Regions from separate parts of the Homo sapiens genome. Here region 1 is linked to region 2. A link is a loop called in an ENCODE intact Hi-C map of the cell type or tissue named here. Cell type or tissue: thyroid gland. All regions are shown on one strand. Region 1 overlaps NF2 (NF2, moesin-ezrin-radixin like (MERLIN) tumor suppressor). Region 2 overlaps NF2 (NF2, moesin-ezrin-radixin like (MERLIN) tumor suppressor).

Evidence for each region. A loop is a pair of places that touch in the nucleus more often than their neighbours do. Peaks named below come from ENCODE experiments on the same cell type or tissue, not always from the same donor. Only the 100,000 strongest peaks of a DNase experiment are listed, where the experiment ranks them.
Region 1: a loop joins it to region 2, with 2.1 times the contacts of the local background. A loop is called at or near these places in 3 of 110 quality-filtered maps.

What each region holds. Positions count from the first base shown.
Region 1 is chr22:29,688,885-29,691,384 of GRCh38, reverse strand. The region is part of intron 15 of NF2 (NF2, moesin-ezrin-radixin like (MERLIN) tumor suppressor); the gene reads right to left. Among named protein-coding and RNA genes, the nearest start is that of CABP7-DT, 30 kb to the left of the region's middle. RefSeq lists enhancers at 1-156, 1,440-1,940, 2,160-2,500 and a silencer at 1,356-1,587. In thyroid gland, a CTCF peak has its summit at 1,376 (motif pointing left); no DNase peak of the experiment used is centred here.
Region 2 is chr22:29,634,490-29,636,989 of GRCh38, reverse strand. NF2 (NF2, moesin-ezrin-radixin like (MERLIN) tumor suppressor) reads right to left here. Exons shown (of 16, transcript NM_000268.4): 2 at 114-239. Among named protein-coding and RNA genes, the nearest start is that of NF2, 32 kb to the right of the region's middle. In thyroid gland, a CTCF peak has its summit at 1,046 (motif pointing left); a DNase peak (open chromatin) is centred at 99; H3K27ac peaks cover 218 bases.

The sequences.
Region 1 (2,500 bases), 54 kb before region 2:
GCTAGAGCCAGAAGAGGCCTCCCAAGAAGGCCTTCACCTTGTCCTATGTTGCACTGTGAGTTGAGCACTGAAGCCACTCTGGTGAGTCCCATTCCCACCCTGAATTCCAAACAAAAATGTCCATGCTCCCTTTGGCAATCCAGCAACAGCCCTCCCCTTGCCCAACCTTGCCTGCCTGGGGAGTGGAGTCCCCCCAGGAGGGCGGGGAATTCCTCGCATGCACAATGAGTATCTTGAAGGTTATCCAGGAAGAAGAGGTCTCCAAATTTCAGCAGGTAATGAAGCAGAAGCACCTCAGGGTGTACAACCAGGGTCTCGAGGACAGTGGCTGCACCAGTCTGGGACTTGCCAAGTCTGGTCAACTGCCTTTGAATCCTTCTGAAGACAAGTGAGCCAAGCTCTGGTGAACCTGACCAGTGACGTCTGTCATGCACTGTCCTTCAAAACTTTCACTGAATCTAGACAAGGTCCAACCATGGGAGTCCCGCAGCCAGGCCCAGTTCCTTGGGCAGGCTATAAACCCAAGGGCCCTGCTCAGAGTCTCCAACCCAAAGCGCTCCTGCCAGTTCCCTGAAGATGCCTACAAGAACATGAAGCCTCCGCACCAGGCATGGGCTGACCCGCTGCTCTCCTCCAGCTGTCTCTTCACATCTGATTAGAATCAGCCGTGTGAATAACACAGGAGGAATTAAGTTCTCTCTCGACTGAACCGGCTGCTCAAGTCTGTCACTAATCCAATTCCATTCTGAGGAGACGAACTTCCTTTTCTTTCTCTGGGGCAGATCTATGAGGCTTTATTGCTATCTGACTGTTCATCTTCACATCCCCCCTCTGATCCACTTGTTGGGTCCTGGCTTTTACTTCCTGCCCAACATCGAGACTCAGCCCCGGCAGGGTCCCTTTTCCCCTGCCCACTTGTCCATAAAACTGCCAGCTGTTTGTGACAGCCAGCAGGCTGTGAGACGGCAGGGGAGAACTTAGGAGAGTTCCATTCTGGCAGAGCTGGGCCTCCTTACGCTCCCCAAATTGTGTGTGGTGTGACAAAAACAGACACATCCACCCAATCTAAACAAGTTCAGATTCAGGAGACACATCTGTCTACTTAAAAAGACAGAAGAGGCTGGCTAAAAGAACCTGGTACCCAGCCGGCACTCTCTAACCCAGGCATGCAATCTGCATCTTCAACTGTTCCTCCTCACTGCTACCTGAGGATTTTGGGTGGCCCATTAGGGTACTTCTGAGAAATGGCCCCAGGGTCTGGAGAAAGCAAGCCTGGAAGGCACCTGTGACAAACATTCTCCTGCTGCCCTGCCAGCAGCAGACGGCTTCCAGCTACAAAGCCTCCGCCAGCATCGTTCCTGAGTGCCCCCTGCTGGAAAACCACAGCATGAGGCGCACGGCCAACTCTCCTTCCAGCTCTCCTCTAAAAGCCCTTTTGGGGGATCGTTTCCCAAAGTGATGGGAGGGTAACTAAATGTATTCCGGCACGGAGCCTGCAGCAGCAAGGCTGCTTGATTAAGAATGAATTACACTTTCATCAGCACAGACAGAAAATTGATTCACAAGGCTGCATTGTGATCATCTTGTTCCTAAAGCAAGGGAAGGTTGGGGGAGACACAGAGCTACTTTGGCTATCAGTGGTGAGAGAAAGGAAGCTGTACAATTAAGCTGGGGAACAAAACTAATCAGAGCACCAGGATTCCTTCAACTAGTCTCTGGGGGCCTTGCCTCAATCCACTCATCCCAGGGGAGGAGAAAAGAAGGTAGGAGGGGACCATCTCATTCATTTTAAACAATAAGACTCACAGTACTGAACCCATTTTAGATACTAACCTAATAACTCCAGGCGCTGGGTCTCTGCTTGTCCCATAAAAATGCAGTGGAATTGAAATGTGAGCCCTAAAATCATGTTACACTTCCTCTCCACTACTACATATTGAAAACGAAGGAGCGGGGGAGGGTGTAGACACAAAAGGACGTGCAGATCCTCTGGCACCGGATCCACAGGGAGAAAGCAGACTCAGAGCAGAAAGGTGACAGCTGAATCCAGCAGCAGCAAATTCCAAAAGAATCTTTGGTTTGGGGTGTGGGAAACCTTCCCCCTTCCAAATAAGCAAAGAGGAAGGGCCAGTAAAGGGGGATGGCTGTACTAAGTGGCCAGATCAAGCTTTTCTTTACTTTCTCTTTTTTTTTTTTTTTTTTTTTTTGAGACGGAGTCTCACTCCGTTGCCAGGCTGAACTGCAGTGGCGCGATCTCCGCTCACTGCAGCCTCTGCCTCCTGGGTTTAAGTGATTCTCCTGCCTCAGCCTCCTGAGTAGCTGGAACTACAGGCGCATGCCACCACGCCCAGCTAATTTTTGTATTTTTAGTAGAGACAGGGTTTCACCATGTTGGCCAGGATGGTCTCAATCTCTTGACTTCGTGATCCGCCTGCCTCGGCCTCCCAAAGTGCTGGGATTACAGGCATAAGCCACCGCGTCCGGCCCAGATCAAGCTTTT
Region 2 (2,500 bases):
CCCCCTTCTCTACTATACAGCTACAGCGCCCCAGTGATGAGCTAGGCGCCTGCTCAGGGAAAAACTGGAAAGCTCACGTCAGCCCCACCAGTTTCATCGAGTTCTAGCCCAACCTTCTTGTCCATTTTGAGCCAGGCCACTGTGTCCTTGATTGTGTACTGCAGTCCAAAGAACCAGGTTTCTCGGAGCCCCAGAGTCCGGCACACCAAATCAAAGAGGTCCTTCCCTTTCCACTTCATCTGCAATAACAAACCAATGGGGAAGGACACTGTGAGCAAAAATCATTAATAAAACCTTTTCTCTGCACTCTCCACTCTCAGGTTCCAAAACGTGGGGATGACACTAAGACAGCTGATGAGGACTGAATTCCTAAATAATTTTAAAGCTTCCTTTACAAACCCATGAGTGGGAAAATACCAATTAGAGCTTAATGGCTTAATCACTGCAAAGCATACACAATACATCCCTTGGACAGTTCCTTACGGATTTTAACATCTCCAAAGCTGCTAATTTAGGAAAGCTGGTAAATAAGCATCCTCATTTAGGAGAGTCTAGCCTCTTAAGTTAACTCGGGGAGATGGCTAGCTTCTAGGGACATTCATTCCCTTGAAATTTTGTTGTTGATTTTTTTTTTAAATCATTACTTTGCCCTTTGATAAAAGGCTAGTATTCCTTTAAATAAGACTGGTTTTACTACAAGTTTTTTTTTAATATAAAGAAATCATAATCAAAGTCATAAATCATGGAGAAAAAGAACCATGAGAGACCAGACAGTCCAATCACAGGTCTGTCCTGTCAAGGATGCCTAACTGAGGCCAAAGGGGAAGCTACTCACCCAGTCACCCAGAGCAAATTCAAACTCCTGGTATCTAAACCCAGGTGACGAATAGATATCAATATACTGTAGTGTGTTTATCCTATAGCCTCACTTTCAAAAGAACCTGAAGCAATGGCAATCTCTTTTCTCAGCTATTCCATCTGCTATGTGGAAAAGCAAGTTCAATGTCTTAAGGGAAGAGAATGGCTGGCAACTTAGTAAATGTTGCCACCTAGTGGCTTTCAAGTTAAACCACCAGGATGTTCCCATACAACCCCTTAGTTGCTGCTTGCCCCCTCCTTGCCCCAACCACCCCTAAATATCAGATGGACATTCAAATACAAACTCGAGTGCATTAGGATCATATGAGATGCATCATAGAAATGGTGGTCATGAAAGAGTAATCTTTCGACAGACATGGGAAAAATGAGACCACTCAATTGCAGAAGCATCCGTCCCTTCCTGCCCTCATTAGAAATCTCCACTCAAAGTCTTGGCACACTGAAGATGTATATAATGAAAAGGAATGAAAAAAATTCTTAGGCAGCCGGGCGTGGTGGTTCACACCTGTAATCCCAGCACTTTGGGAGGCTGAGGCAGGCGAATCATGAGGTCAGGAGATCGAGACCATCCTGGCCAACATGGTGAAACCCTGTCTCTAGTAAAATACTAAAAAATTAGCCAGGTGTGGTAGCGCATGCCTGTAGTCCCAGCTACTCGGGAGGCTGAGGCAGGGGAATCACTCGAAACCGGGAGGCGGAGGTTGCAGTGAGCCGAGATCATGCCACTGCACTCCAGCCTGGCGACAAAGCAAGACTCCATCTCAAACAAACAAACAAAAAATCTTAGGGTTTAGAGACTTGCTATAAAACCAAGAAGGGAAAAATAAGTTAGACCTCTGATACCTGATTGGTTTTTGCTAAAACCTGATTCTACAGGGGAGTTTTCAAGTAGGCTTTTCATTTTTAACACATATGAATGAACAGTGGGTTCTCTACAAGGTACTCAACAGGAAAGCCCATCCCTTCTCTGTGTTTGCAGTCAAAGTCAAGCAAAGCAGCAACCTAGATGGAAGAATATCAGGACCACAGCAGACAAGTAGCTGAGATGCATACTGGCTTTTATCTTTTAGCAGGGCCGTTTCTCCTATCTGTCCTTCAACTTCTGCCCTGTCTCCTCTCTGACTATAGTGGGGCCACTGGAACACTATAAAGATTGAGGTCTTTAGGGATTATTTTGAGAAGAATAAAAGAAAATGATGAGTTTTATTTTTAACAGATGATCTCCTTCCTCGTTTTTAAGGCTGAGTAATGGGCACATCCATTTCCCAGTCTGACAATAGGACAAAAAGCTTTTTAATTCACCAAAAGTTTTAATTCCTACAGGCAGACTTCACTGAAGAAATGTTATTTTGGAAAACTAGAAGTTTCAGGATGCTGATTATCCTCTTGTCTCTATTTTAAGGCAGCTCTAGTATATAAATTATAAATGACTACCTTGCTACAAGATAATGTAACATTAAAGAACAGGCATTAACTTGGAAAAGGTAAACACCCAAGGGTTGAGAAGATCAAGGTAACGATTCCCAATCTGCCATAACTCATGGTCATGGCTGGGCTGGGCTTTGGCAAGAAGGGGCTGTCTGTAAGTGGGGTGTGCAGTGCAGAGAAACAAAAGCTGCCA